2 separate regions of the Mus musculus genome follow, and region 1 is linked to region 2. A link is a loop called in an ENCODE intact Hi-C map of the cell type or tissue named here. Cell type or tissue: heart. All regions are shown on one strand.

Region 1 (8,000 bases), 98 kb before region 2:
TATGAATGTCCACCAAAAAAAGGCTTATGTCGAAGGCTTAGTCTCCATCTGGAGACACTATTGAAGTGATTGGGCTATAAAGGCTCTAATTTTTTGAGTGGACCGAGTTATTGGTGGATGTACATTTGAATGGACACTTAGAACACAGGGCTTAGTTGGGAAAAGTAACTGGAGTGTCTTTGAAGGGTAGTTCTTGCTCAGCTTCCTTCCTGTCTTCTTCTACCCTCGGTCCAAGAGGATAACGGTGTCTCTCCAATACACCTGTCCACCCCTGGTGAGCTGCCTCACCACAGGCCTACAAATGATGGAGACAGCTATTGGTGTGACCTGAAACTTCAGAAGCCGTGAGCCAGGATAAGTGTTTTCACTTGGGTATTTGTCACAGTGCCTAAAAGTAGATAGATGGATAGATAGATAATTGATAGATAGATGATTGATAAATATATAGATAGATAATAGACAGATAGATGGATAGATAGATAAGAGGAAGAGAGAGAGAGATGATAGACAGGTAGATAGAGTTTGTAGTATGAAAAAAGATTCCCAAAATTTCTCAAACTTTTTTCTTTATTTCATGGCCATGCTTCAAAAGGTGTTGAGTCCCCTCCAGTGTCTCTGCCCTTGATACTGGGTCACTTATCAGAACTTATTTCTCACCACTCTGGATATGAAAAGATTAAGATACCTTCAGGTTCAGTGTCTGGTTGGAACTCTTGTCTCTGCCTCCAAGATGACTATTGCTCTGTTTGCCAGAGGGACAAATATTGGCTCTTCACACAGCAGAAGGAGGAGAAGGTCAGAGGGAACCCAGCTAGGTCACTCCAGCCCATTTATGAGATCACTAATCCCACTCATTAGAACTCCATCCTCACGACCTAATCTCCAAATCCCCACTTCCTAATACCATCACATAGTAATTAAGTTTCAACACACGGAGTCAGGGACACATTCAGATCTCAGCTCTAGATAAGACTGTTTAATAAGGACATGGAACACAACAGTCTCAAAATTAAGTACTTACTCTCAAAGTCTTGAGCAGTTTAGTGAGCCTGGTGTGACTGGGAATATAGGAAGGGTCTCCTGAGCCAGTTCCAAGGAAGAACAGGACCACTCTACCACGATGCTTTAGGAATCTGTTTGTTTCCCTTTTTTAGTTTAGAAGGATAAAACTGCTGCTAAATGTCAAGATGAAACACTGAGTCACTTCCAAAGCCTCTTTCCCAGCTCTGCCCCCCTAGACACCCCCAGGGCGCTTTTCTTAGACCTCTACTCAATCCCCCTCACTTTCCTAGCTGAATCCACTTATTCCTGCTGTTCCCTGACAATCCATATGGCACGACTTCCAAGTTCTAACTTCCTAAGACTAATGTCCATGTTATGTACCAGAGAACTGTCAGGATATCCTATGGATTCATAACTTTAAGAGCTGCCAAAGGGCCCCTGGTGTCTATGTTCTAAAGGGTCTGCCCAAGCCTCACCTATAGCTGTACCCAGGTACCACCTGGAGCCTTCACAGTTTTCCTTTCTAGGTGATTCCTCTGGGGGAAAGCTGAGCCACTTTGCATATACCCCAAGGTATGAAAGTAGCTCTGTGTTGGACGGTAGATTCTTCCTATAGGCTTCTATCCAAAGCAGATATTGGGAATAGAGGTGGGGGGGGGGTGGCCTGAGTGTTTTCATGTAATTCTGGCATGAAACTCAAGGGAAGCCAAGAATATACATTCAAATATATGCAGATACATGGGAGACTACAGCATTTTATTTAACTATGTAGTAACTTGACTAATGACTTTCAAATATTTAGATATAAGGAAAAGGACTTCCACTGACACTCTTTAACCAAGCTTTTAAAAATGTAAGCAGAGAACATGGAAACCACAGACTCCCCGCAACCCAAATCAAACTAGTCTTCGTATCCTGACCTGCCTTAGCTTGGTGTTCCTAAAAAGTACAGACAGAAACGTGAAGTAACATAGTTAGTTTGCTTGAGAGATTATCTCAGGGAAACACAGTACCAGATGAGAAAGAGACAGACAAAAAGGAAGAACAGAATGCCAATAAAGAGGTGCTGTGGGGTCCCTGTTTCTGCCAGAACACCTGAAGGGATGAGAATACCTTGGACCACCCAGAGTGTGGAAACAGGAGCATCAAGCCTTCATCCTTCCTCCATTGACTGATGGTTGCACTGATAGTGTTAATTCTTGAACCCAGCATACCCAAAGGCAGAAGGTAAAGAGCAGGACAGTAAGGGTCGGTACGAAGTGAACACAAAGTGTCCTATAAATGTGCAATCCGCTCCAGCCATGGCAAGAAACAGAGAAGGAGAACAAGAAGACGGGACAGAGATGTCAGATGCTCTAGGCTTCTCCTTATCTTTCCTAGCTAAAAATTCCGCAGTGATCCTATTGTCTGTATTTGTTAGTAATCTCACTAATGAGTCTGTCTCCCAAGGAGAGGAGGCTGCAGCCACTCTCACTTCTGTCCCCTAGGCCATCAGTCACAAAACTTCACAAAGTGACCTCTACAATGTTTCTCAGCTGAAGCCCTTCCTCTGCATTCCCCTCCCTTTGACTTGGCATAATCAGTTGTCAGTCCAATTGAAGGAGCTTATTCCCGGTCAATATTATCGAAAGACCACATGATGATGCCTCCTGAAGGCAGCATTAGCTGACTCATACACAGCATCCCTTTGATCCATCTTTCCCATCTACAGTCTCATCCATGTACCATTCATTACCTACCCCTGTTACTACAATGTCAAGTCAAAACTCCATACTTAACTTACAGCACCCTTCCCTCCCTTTCCAAACTTCCCTTACCCCAAATCTGTCTCATACACACATGCACATGTAAACAAACATACACACACACACACACATTCCTCCAGCCATACCTAACTTCTCACCATTCTCCAAACTCGACATATGCTTACACACCTAGGTGCTATTTATCAACTTACAAATCACCTCTGTGACGTCATCCTCTCACTCCTACACGTCAATAAATCCTGATCTAACCAAAATGCCACCTTCTCTGACTCCTCCAAGATGATTCAGTGCTATTCCCAATGGAGCGCTCGTATCATGGTATAATTATGTACTTAGATGACTCTTTCCATCTTTGGGAGTTCTTCCTGGCCAGGACTAATGTTTTATTCATCTTTGTATTCTTGGTAACCAGCCAGTGGTGAGCACAAAACAAAGTGACAGGGTTGTCAGATAAATGCAAGAATGAAAAATGCTGAGTCAAACCAGAACAACTGGCACACATGCTCCCTTACATCTGTCTCATTTAAGAAGCACTCGAACCAAGACACTAGCAAGGAGAATTCCAAAGGCCAACACAACTGAAAGAGTCTAATACCCATGCATCCTTTTGAGGTGAATTGGGTTGAAAATGAGCTAAGTCACTGGAGTTCCTTGTGAAAATACCAGAGGTGTTAATGTGGTATTTAGCACATGAACAACAAGTAATAGCACAGAATGAACTGGAATAGGCAGGCCTAATGCTATGAAAATTGTCTGGTACAAGCTATATTTAGGAGGAAAGAAACCAGCAGAATGTTCGGTATCAATTCAGTCTCATTTTATCCCTTTAACAGTATATGCATTTTTACAGTATTTATTTAAAACTTTGTTCCACAGAACATCCCATAATTCATATCGGTTAATGTAAAACAGCTAGCTAAGTTTCTGTGTGTGTGATAGTCAGTTTTTTATTAGTGTTAAGACAGTATGTAGGGAGGTTAGGTAGGACTGCTTTCTACTCTCACAGGGGACAAGTTTGGTTCCTAGTACCTGCATAGCAGCTATAACTACAGTTCCAGGGTATCTGACGCCCTCTTCTGGCCTCTAATGGTACTAGAAAACACATGGCAGACATTACACACACATGCACACGAGTACACGCACACACCTTTAAAAGAAAACAAGTGGAGCATTAAGTACCCTATGCTCACTTGTGGGTGTTAGTGTAAGGTTTGTAGGTATGAAGGGAATTTATGGGTATGAGGGTGAGTGTGTTTGTGGGTATGAAGCAAATGTGTCTGTGGGTGTAAGTGTAAGGTTTGTAGGTGTGAAGGGTATTTGTGGGTGTGAGGGTAAGGCTTGTGGTGTGAGTGTAAGGTTTGCAGGTGTGAAGGGTGTTTGTGCGTGTGAGGTGAGGGTGTTTGTGGGCGTGGGGTGAGGGTGTTTGTGGGTGTGAGGGTGAGGGTGTTTGTGGGTGTGTGTGTTAGTGTATTTGCAGAAAGGATTTACTGATGGTGGGAAGTGTTTCCCTGAGTGTGGGCAGCCCTGTTGCGTCGCCTGGATCCATAACTGAATGAAAAGAGGAGCAGAAAGCAGAGTGTTGACACTCCCCTTCTTTACATCCTGGTCTCTGGAAGTGTAAGTTTTCACTGTGCCTGCTACCACATGTCTCCACACTACTATGCCTCTCCTGCCATGAGAGATTGTAGCCCCGAAAACCACAAGCCAGAATAAACCCTTCCTCCCTTAAGTTGTTTCTTGTCAGGCAGATGGTCAGAGTGATGAAAAAACTAACAGATACAAAAAAAAAAATGTAGAAAGTATTGACATTACAAATGCAGAAAGAAGAGCTAACCAAGGGATAGTCTCAACTCAAGACCAAGGACCAGGACATTGCAAAGCCCAGCCACCAGGCAAACAACTGCCACTCAGAAAATTCCTGCCAATAGCCAAGATGCATAGCTACAGAGCAGCGTGTGAGAAATCAAGGGTATCTACTAATAAAGCAGAGACCAAGCAACGCAGTGAACAAGCAGGACATCTTTACAACACCATGTTCCAGCTTCCCAGAGGAAGAAATCCCTCGCTAACCATTATATAACAATTAACAACAGAAAACAGGGGCCCTTTTTAATCTGTAAATCTCCCTGCGGTTCTGTTTGTTCTGAGTACTAGGTTTCTTTTAAATAATATGCAAAATAGATGCAAAGAGAATCTGTGAAACCCAATTTGTGGGAAGACTTTCCCTGCCCCTGACAAAGTCCAAGCGATCATTGTATGGCGTGCAAACCTAAAACAATAGCCTCCCTATACATCTACTTTATCTGCTCTTTATTCCTCGGCTATGCTTCTGGTGTGAATGTAGGAAGAAACACAGCTGACTCCAGCCTCAGAAAACCAGAGTTTCGTTTTTTGATGACATTACTCATGTGAGCCATGGGTGATAGAAATGTCAATGGTGTCTCAATCTTCCAGTACAGGATACTAGACACCCATTTCCCAAATTGGTTTCAAATTGGTTTCTTCCCCTAAAGAGGAAACTTGCAGGTCTTCCAAGATAAGCCTGGTGGGTTAGTTGACACACGATTCTTCATCTTAGTGACTGCCCACTGACTCATGGGCACAGCATTTAAAATTAAAGTCAGACCTCAGAGGAAGCAAAGAGGACTCCGTGTGTGTGTGTGTGGGGGGGTAATGTCCAGCTCTTCCTCCCCACGGAAGTCAGTCAAGAATGAGGGGGAACTAGACAGACAGGCATGCCAAAGGCTGTGGAGAGATACAGTTCACCAGGTGGCCCCATCTGCTCAGTGGCAGATAGGAGACAGGACAAGTCTTCACAGAACAATAAGAGATATAAGAAAGCTCTAAATTCAAAAGTCTGAGTGTAAGGGCCATTAAATATAGAAAGGGATGACTAAGAAAGACAGAATGATCCTGGGCACATTCCCAAAATAGAAGTGGTATTCAGCAGGCTGGAACTGCGAGGTTGTTACCTGGCTAAAGAAACATCAGGGGAAACATCTAGTGTAAGCTTTTGTCTACAAGGTGGGTCAGACAAATTGTAACTATTTCACAAGCTCTGTCTGAGTACCGCTTCAACTTCTGGCACTTCCTCTCACTCCTCCAGTCCCCAGGACACAGACGCACTTGTTACATTGTTGCCGTATTTTTATTCTGATTACTTAGGGATGCTTCCTGGAACAGGGTGTCTAGAGAAGCATTAAGCAAGCAGAGTGGAACTCTGCCTCTTCTTTTTCCATTCTAAAAATTATGCCCTGGAGACATAGAGTACTCAACAGCTAACAATTCCATACCTGAACTGCAGTGCAGTCTATCTTTGTAGAAATCATATTGATAAACAGGATATCTGCCTGAACAAGGGAACTGGAGAGCGCTGGCCACATTACATAATGGTCCCAAATCCCAGATTTCTGGATTAGTGCTCTAATACTACATAACAGATTGCCACAAACTGAGGCTCACAAATCACCCTATACTCATTATGTCTGTTTTCATGGGCAGGCTTAGTGGAGACTTCTTCGGGGCTCACAGCCAAGGCATCATCTGGTCTGTCCTCTCATCAAAGGATCCACTAGGGAAGATCTACTTTCCAACTTCACTCCCACTGTTGACAGAATTCATTTTCTTACAGTTGTTTGACTATAGCTATCCTCAGATCAGCTGCCTGCAGCTCTTCAGCACATGGGGCTCTCTCTTCCGATGGTAACCAGGCTTTATCATACTCAGACTCCAAGATCAGTGGTAACTGGGTGCCTTTGAGGTGGAATGGCCATACGACAAGTGAGTTTCCCTAATATAACTGCACATATCATAAAAGGAGAGGATCTGGTGTGCTAAAGTGTAATCTTAGGAAATGTCCCAATTACCAAGGAATTACCAAGGTGACATTTCATTTACATTTGATATACGACTCATTAGAAGCAAGTTATAGGCTCGAGCGCTGGTAGCCCAATATCTCAAGTTCTTCAAGGCACAGCTGTGCTTCAGCATCCACCCCATGTCCTGTGCTACCAAGATGCTCAAGTGGAAAGCCAGCTCCAACGAAGACAAAGAGGCAGTGAGTGCGGAGCTCGAGACAGCAGCATCGTTGCCTGCAACAGCCTCTTATACCTGTTCCCACAAACGTAGAGAAGAAGATGCCTATTCAGCTCATAGGCGTGGTGATTGGGTAGTCACACCACACACCACAGTGTGATGTGTGCCTCGCATAACCACCTTACACTGCCAACACATTACCCTTCTGGTGTGAAACCCTTCTGGCATGAAAAGTAGAAAAGAGACTCCCCTAAAAGGCATCAGGAAAAGATAAGATCTTCAGACCAAAAAGAAAGGGAAGGGAGGAGGGGAAGTAGTTTCCCAAGAAACTGAAGAGCATCTACCTGCAAAAAGATGAAAACATTTCCAACATGAGGGGGTGGTGCAGCCTCTGGTGAAGCAGAGAAAGAACCGAAGTCTGATTGGCCATGTGCCATGTCTCTCAGAGGCCCCTGGCTTCTTTTTTTTTTTTGGTATAATCCTGAGGAATGTTTTTGGCTAACTGTGTTGTAATGCAAAGGTTTTAGTAGCTCTACAAAAAATTTTTTGTAGAGCTTTTTTGTAGAGGGAAGGTGAGAAATCCCTCTTCACCCCATTTCTTAAGCATTGGGGAAACAGTGTTGTGCACTGTGTGAAGGCTGCTAGTTGTTAATTTTGTACCCTCAGAGCACCGAGTACCATTCTGACTTTGGTATTATTATTCTTATGAATCATTACCTACCTCAGTATTCTGTAAACACTCCTCCTCTCTCACCTTTGATTGGCCTAATTAACATCTGATGGCCAATAGCCGAAGCAGGAAGGGAAGGTGGCAGAGATAGATACTCCGGGAGAAGAGTTAGGCAGGAAAATTTACCAGGTGACACAGAGGAGGTCAGAGTGGGAGAGAGGTACCAGGCCACATGGCTGGACCTAGACCAGAAACAGTCAGGTTAATTTATATGAACTATCTGAGAGTCTGCCCAGCTACAGTGCCTAAGCTTTTATAAATAAATGTCTCCCTGCCATTATTTGACAGCTAGCAGGCCCAAGACAGTCCAGCAATACTTAAGCATGAGTGATTCTTTAGAGGTGAAACCAAGCTCAGTGACGTGGTCCAGGAGGCAAATGTGCTTGCAGAGCTAACTCGGCACTGGAGTGTAAGCCAGATCACACAGTGGAGGGAGAGAACCAACTCCCGAAAGTTACCATCCGACC
Region 2 (8,000 bases):
ACGAATGCATGTATTCAGCAAAGAAGCTTTCATGGTGTTTCACATCAACTTTTCCAAGCCCAGTGTCTAAAGTGTATGGATCTTCAGCAATAGGGTCTGACGTTCAGGTTCTGGGAGGCAACCAAATGCAACAGCAATAGCTGATACCATTTTGTGAGTCTTATAGACTAACCCTGACAAACAGCTAGAAGGGAGATTCTCCATTCTTGACACTCAGCCTTTGGCTTTCTGGGGATCATTATCACTCCAAATAGTACACACTCACACACACACACACACACACACACACACACTCACACTTATTATATAGTGTTCTAAAACAAGCATAAAATAATACTTCCCTGTAAATTTTCAGTTCTCCTTAGAATTCTTTATCCATCCTCCCTCCTCGTCCCTCAGTATTGCCATCTTTTCCAGGAACTTCTAGTTCTCCTCCTACGCCTTTCAAGCATGTAGTAGATTACAGATTATAGACTACCATGGCCAGTTCTTGAACAGAAATTGTCAAACAATGTTTGGGGTCCTTCCTTAAGAGATTACTGCTTGTTTTATTTAGCCCTGGTTCTTTTTCCCCTATCAATCTGTCTACCCATTTATTTATATTTTTATGTGTGTTTACCCAAATGTATGTGTGTGCTCACATACATGTGGGCACACTTGCATACATATGCATGTAGAGGCGCAGAGGTGATGTCATGCATCCTTCCAGATCACTCTCCATCCTTTTCATGGAGGCAGAGCTCTCAGTTGAACCCAGAGTTCATTGATGAGCCAGCTTCTCCAGGGCATCCCTTGTTTTTGCCATCCAGTGCTGGGACTACAGGCTAACCACCAAACCTACCCACTTTCTCTACACTTCCTGGGGATTTGAACTCCAGTGCATATGGTTATGCAGCAAAGACTTTATACAGCTAGCCATCCCCCAGACCCAAGTCCTAACTTTTAGTAAATGACATTTTATTATAAAATAAATAAGTACATAAGCTTAAAATGGAAAATTATAGGTTAATATAACTTTATCATCTAGATAAACTTTTTGAACTTATCATACAACAGAACAAGGGTGAATCTGAAGAAATTATGTCTGAGGAAAGGATTCATCATTTGCTTTAATCGTTTCCTAAGATGTTACTAAACATGAGGTCATCCAATTTATACAGCAAGATAATCTCTTATTCTTCTGGAAATTTTCAAAATACAGCCAGCATGTTTTCTGACTAGCCCCACTTCCTGTGGTGGGGCTTAAACATCACACCAGCCAAACTTCATTAGCTGCTAAGATTTCCAGAACCTGGGATCACATGATAATCTTGTAAAATAGATAGCCAGCATTTCTTTGCTAAGTGCCACATATGCTGATTTTTTTTTTTTTACAAAGAATTAAAAAGAAAACACACACACACACACACAATCTCAAGTGGCTCCAAGTCACACGCTATTATCAGCTCCATCCCCAGGGAAGTCTGGGGAGTCCCTCTTCCCTCACTGATGGCTCTAGTTATTCCAGTATTTCACACTGAACAAATAATAACCCCTCCACCCTTCCAGGTTCTGACTGACTGCTAGTTCTGGAACAGTTACTAAGGATAACTTTTAATTCTGTGCTGGTTCATCATCGAGTAAAATAATGAAAATTTTATTTTCAATTCATTTTCCCCACCTTTCATCACTTAGACAATACCAATCTTCCAACATTTTCAATTACAAAATAAAATAACACAGCCTACTAGAACCACCCTTGACTACAGTGTGATTTTTTTTTTCAGCAATGCGTGGGAGCTTTAGGGTCTTCTGCAAGCAGAGCCGCCATATTGGGGCTGTACCACAAGGGGTGGGCCACACAGATATGCCCACAGGGCTCACAGGGCTCTTTTTCAAAACTGCTTCTAAAGCCAATTTCTGATATTTCGTTTTGTTCTTTTAGCTTGCCTTTTGACGCCACTTGAGGGGAAAACTGAATTCTACGTTCTCAGAATTTGTTCCACTTCTTCATCTTGGACTTTAAAAACTATCTTTTTAATGATTCGGAACTGGTTTTAACCCTTCATATGATGTGGTTAACCCCGTTCACAGATATGTCAAGAGGTAAAGACACGCCAGTATGGTATCTATCTCCTCCTTTGGAAAAGTGCAGGGACAACCACTCATTTAAAATAAGTTCATCTGGCTCCCACTCCTATACACAGAGCGCACATCTGAGTCAACTCCTCTTCCTCAGAAGCCTTTGTTAGTTTCCATGGGAAAACTGCAAAACTGCTCAAATGTGGGCATGTTATAATTAGAACCAAACGTGGGCTTTATGGGACCTGTCAGGATGTTTCTAGGAAGCCTGCTCAGTGTCGGCTTCCTGAGACATCCTTTCCCTACAACCATGACTCATCCCTGCTTCTCCTAACTCACCCCCACTTGTTCTGGGATGGAAGGAGTCCCACACGCTCCAAATACAGATGAGAAAGCTGGTGTCCAGACCATGAATAAGAGCACCGGTCTAGGGCTTGTGGAAGTGGGGCAAAGGATTTTGCTGGGTACATCTGAGGCCAGCAATATGGCGGGTGCATATTTATCACACATGGAGAGACTCATTTCTTTGGCAACCTAGCCCACTCGCTAATCCTCCCAAGCCCTTCCATTCCAACTCCTTTCTTCCTTTCATGAAAACACAGTACAAATTCTCTGCAAAACAATGAATCTGCTCCTCAGGGGAATGTACAAGTCAGAAAAGCTTTTAAGAAGAAAAGAGGAGCCAAGGCCTTTGCATAAGCAGGCCAGCTGCAGAGCCTCCAGAGAGGAGGGTGAGGAGACCGCTCCCGCTCCCTGCAGCCCTGGCCCCAAACCTCCTAGCTACCGCCTGTCTCCGCTGGCTTCCCACAACTCTAAACAGGCCAGCCCACACCTCCGGGACTGCACCCCTGTCATTTTCAGGAAACGAGATGTTCAGAGTCCATCCTGGCATTTCTGTGAACTCACAGAAATAATTCATTGACTCACAGAACCGAAAGAGATGATCTAGTCACTTTTATTTTTAAAATGAGAAAAATGCAGCCAGAACAGTTCCTCTGACCTACCCAGGCGCGCTCAGCTGGGAGGGCCGACCAGAATTCCTATCTCCTTTCCCTCTCTTCCAGTGTGGTTTGCACCTGAGCTGGTCAAAGCAAATCCGAGGTAGATTTGCTGTTTTCTGCTCAGCCTTCTTCCTATTGTTCTGGAAAACACCCTTCCAGTTTGTGTGATGGATCAGCTGAGCCAAAACTGATTCTAAAGAAGCATGCCTAGTACTTGTTAAAACTAGAGCACTCTAGGCCTTTCCTTGGAAGGTCTTGGATGGAGACTTAAAAAAAAAAATCAGTTTCCCAAGTGAGTCTTCTGGTGAGGCCAGTTCGGGGATTAACATCATAAAGCAACCCTGGGGGACAAAAGGGATCTTTGATGGCTGGGTACCCCAACAAGAATAGAAGAGCCATGCTGGGGACCAAGAATTTTGCCTTTTAGCTGCTTTTTTTAGTGGGTTAACCACTAGACCACACTTCCTCTCTTGAAGAAGCAAGGAATTAAAATCAAAGGTTTACTACTGATTCATGCTGCCTGCTAACACGGCTTATTGCGACATGCTGTGACCCTATGCTCCAAGGCTTGGAAACAGATGTGGGGAGGGAGCGGCCTGAAGGTCTGCTGGGTGGGGGAGGCAAGACGGCAGCTGGCCAAGGGAAGAACTTCCTCTGCAGCTCAGCTTTTAGCAGGAGTGGAAGTTAGTCTAAATTGTTACCATGCAGATCTGGAATCTTTTTTTTTTTTTCAATTGCCTGGCTCCGATTCCAGGTTTGCTCCATTCTGTATAAAACAAAAACCAAAAAACTGAGAATTTGGTAATGAATTCTCCTGCCCTGACTTTTGCCTCTGCCCTCCTCAAAATGTATGTTATGAAGCTACAGGTTTAGCCCCCTCCCCCTGGACCCTCACTCATGCCCATGTTAAAGGAAGTACAGAAAAGTTAAGCAACCTGCCCAAGGTTACAGTAATTCCAGTACTGCAGTTGCTTGATTAAGAGTGTAACTAGGCCATTCTCAGCTGCACTCTCCAGGCCTCCTTTAATATATGCTCATCATTAGGCAGCTGAAAAAAATGTTTGGGGTTACTTCACCCTCCCCTCCCCAGACCCCTCCACCTCCCACCCTCCCCCAATGGCAAAATGCAAACCCTTAAGTACTTCTGCAAACATATGCAACAATCTCTACAGCTGTCCGGTCCTTGCCTTTGCTGTGTTCCCGCCTATGGACTATTTAGAAAGAACCACATTGAAGAAGGCTGAGGAGTGGGATCAATGGACTCCAGGTGGTTGGGAGAAGAAAACGATTTTGTTTTCTTTTCTGCCTTTTCTCCTTCTGCTCCTCTTTCTTTTCAAATGGAAATTGTTTTCATATGAGACACTTCCTAGCTTGTATCTGGAAAACTGGAAAATCTGTCTGAGGTCATGCTGTAAATATTGAAGAGAAAAAGCTTTCAACCTTGAACTAACAGCTGACTATGAGGATAAGCCAGAGTAAAGCATTCTCAAAATCCTGGTGTCTTGGAAAGTTCACTTCATGCCCTCTCTTGCTGCCGTGGAAAGGCAATCTAAATTCATTCAAAAGCTTGTAACACAGGACCCGAATCGAAGATGATATGTTCAGTGCTGACGAGGTATCAGTGTGTATAGGAGCTTGTGGACAACACTAAGTACCTTGATTTGATTCCCCACCTCCCCCCAATCCTCACATGGTAGAAAGAAAAACCATGCCTGAAACTTGTGTTCTGACCTCCACATGCACACTGTGGCATACAGGCATATCTTCTCTTCAGTTAAATAGATAGATAGATAGATAGATAGATAGATAGATAGATAGATAGATAGAATGATATATATATAAATGTATATAATATATAGTTTCATTAATCATTATTCTTCTTACATTTAGACATAACTTCCTTAATCTTTTTATTGTTGTTTAGTTATTCATCCCTTTTCTATTCTGGATTACAGAATAAGTTTTTTTCCTCATATAAATGTATGCATGCATGTTTGCATGTGCATGGGTGCACATATATGTGCAGGTGCATGTGTACATGTACACATATGCATATGTAAGCCTCAGATTGACATCATAAGACTTCTATCCTTTTCCATCTTACTCGTTAAGATAGGGCCTCAACTGAACTTAGAGCTTGTCTATATGATGCTAGCCAAACTAGCCAACATGCTCCAGGGATCCCCTGATTCAGCCTTTCAAACACTGGAATGACAAGCAGATCACCATGCTCGCCCAACGTGGATGTGGGTTCTGGGGATCTGCTGTATGCAAGACTTTTCGGGAGAAGACATAATGATACACACATTTCTATTCACTCCAGAAAGGAAACCCATGACAGGCTAAAGAACTAACTCTAACTTCTTGAACTAGTGCTAGGAATTACTTACAGAATTATGGATGAGGGAATGGTTGAGAAGATATAGGAGCAGGAACAACCCAAAGACAGCTGCATCACCAAAAAATCCACCCCCCAAATGGATGATGGCTTGTAAAGGTTGCATACCTGGAACTCTTTGTACAACTGGCAGATGGCTGGCCAGGTCAGAGAATCTCCTCACTACAGCTCTGCCCATCAGGACCTCCTCCCGTATCAGTCACTCACTGCTTCTATAACACTAGAGAAGGGCCCTCCAAAATCTTGCAAGTTTTACATGTAAAGTTAGTTTGTCTCCTGAGCCTCATGATCCCTCCTCCCCTCCTCCTAGAAGGATCAACAGGATCTGAATTCTGATTCTCATGCTTGTGTCACAAGTGCTATGATCACCATACCATCTTCCAGCCCAAGAACAAGGTTTTGCTCATTTTCTTAATGACATGAAAAAAAAAAAACAGTCTACTACTACAGTGGGTCGTTACCCCTTTAAGGCTGCATATCAGATATCCTGCATAACAGATAGCTTTATTATAGTTCATAGCAGTAGAAAAAGTACAGCTATGAAGTAGCAACAACATAATTTTATGATATGAAAGAAAAAATTTAAAAATGATATTGGCTTGGAAGTAGAAAAAAGTTCCACAGCAGATGGAACTTTATTAAAGGGTCGCAGCATCAGGAAGGTCGAGAACCACTGTACTATTGATTTCTGTAACATATGCACACTCTACCCTCCAGATGGATGAGTTCCATTTTTACAGTCGTTCTCAAGGGCCTAGAGCTGCTCATTAGTATGGCTGAGTAATTCAGAAAACAGGCCGAGACAGCCGTGCCCCTGAAGCTGCTGATTTGTGTGGGAGTCATGTTTTCCAAGAGACCTCATCTGCCTTGCAGCCTTCAAAACTTCCTACTGGTTTCTTTTTCCTCCAACATATTTGTACATTGTGCCTGTGTTCTTTTTAATCCCCTGAGTTGCAGTGACTCAGTTTGTTTTTCTGTTGCCCACATCCTTTCCCCACAAATTTAGCCAACTGAAAACGAGGTATAGTGGCAAGAAAATCCAGACTCTAGTTCTTCTAGCTTTTGATATCTGCTTCCTCTGTGACTCTAGGGGACTCAAGTTATTGTTCTGCTTTCCTGGTGTTCAAAAGGCTGAAGCAGGAGAATAGCAAGTTGAAGATAGCCTGTACTATTAAACGATCCTGTTGTCAAAAACAAAAGCAATAAATAAATAAATAAATAAATGGATTAGATTAATTCATTTCTAAAGTATAGACTTACCATTGGTGTTAAGGATGATTTATAGTGCAAATAAAATGTTTAATAAATATATACAAGGTATTTTAGAAAAATACAGCTGTTATCAAAACTATTATAAAATTAAAAGATTTAAATAATTTTAATTTACTTATTATTTGAGTGTGTGCTCCTGCACAAGTGCTATGGCCTAGGGAGGTCACAGAACAACTTAAGGGACTTGGTTCTCTCCTTCCACCATAGGAGTTCCAGGGATCAAACCCAGGTTATCAGATATCTTGGCAGCAAGTACCTTTACCTGCTGAGCCACCTAGTTGGCCCAGATATTTTAGCTCACTTAATTTAAAAAAAAAAATCCTAAGCAGACTCAGAATGATGATATCATAAAATTGTGATGATACTTTATTTTTGGGTTTCATTATGTGTTAATCCATTTCTACCCTATAACTTAGCACTGCAAATGCTTAGTTCTTATTCAAAATAGACCGGTTTGGTATGATGAACACACTCACCCATCTAAGGATTTGTGCTTTCAAACTCTTTGTATGTGACTAGAGAGTAGAGATTCATGGCAACAGTCACCTTTTGAGAATGCAGCCTGACCTGTGCTCCCATCTTATTTACAGAATCAAACACATGGCTAACTCAACATTGAGAAAGCTGGGAAACAGAGTCTTCTTGTATAACACTGAGATAAAGAATAGAAATTGATGAATTCATAATGATATCCAATAATAAAATATCTTCCCAGTTTTATAATTAAGTTAATTGTTGTTGGTAAACACCATGACCAAAAGCAACTTACAGAAGGAAGAGTTTGTTTGGGCTTATGGTTCAAGAAGGGCATCTATAGTCACAAGGATGGCGTGGCAGCAAGTGGCTGAGCAAGAGGCCGCTGATCACATTTTAACTGCATACAGGAAACAGAAAGAATAAGCAGGAGGTATGGCTATAAGCCCTCAAAGCTTGTCCCTAGTGATTTACTTTCTCCAGAAAGAATGACTCTTCTAAAGGTTCCATAACCTCCCTAAAATTGGAGAGCAAGTGATCAAATACATGAGTGTGTGTGGGAGTGTGGGTGGGGCATTCTTCATTCATACCTTCACAATTCTCCTTACTCAGGATATTTTTCTTAAAGACACTATCTTAAGAACTGCCTTGTTCTCTTAAGGCTAAAAAGAAACACATGGCCACTAACCATCTCTGCCCACTCCCCCTGAACTCCCCTGTCTATACAATTCATAGGAGCTGTGGTTCATTAATGACTCACCCATTCATTCTTTGTGGTGGCTTATTTTCACTCC

The links. Hi-C counts contacts between places; a loop is a spot of excess contacts. Peaks named below come from ENCODE experiments on the same cell type or tissue, not always from the same donor. Only the 100,000 strongest peaks of a DNase experiment are listed, where the experiment ranks them.
Region 1: it touches region 2 in a loop (2.0-fold over the local background); 7 of 42 quality-filtered maps call a loop at or near these places.

What each region holds. Positions count from the first base shown.
Region 1 is chr2:116,917,534-116,925,533 of GRCm38, forward strand. No RefSeq gene overlaps it. Among named protein-coding and RNA genes, the nearest start is that of Gm46758, 4.8 kb to the left of the region's middle. In heart, no CTCF peak of the experiment used is centred here; no DNase peak of the experiment used is centred here.
Region 2 is chr2:117,015,690-117,023,689 of GRCm38, forward strand. No RefSeq gene overlaps it. Among named protein-coding and RNA genes, the nearest start is that of Gm39912, 41 kb to the right of the region's middle. In heart, no CTCF peak of the experiment used is centred here; DNase peaks (open chromatin) are centred at 2,452, 2,832 and 3,662; H3K27ac peaks cover 392 bases.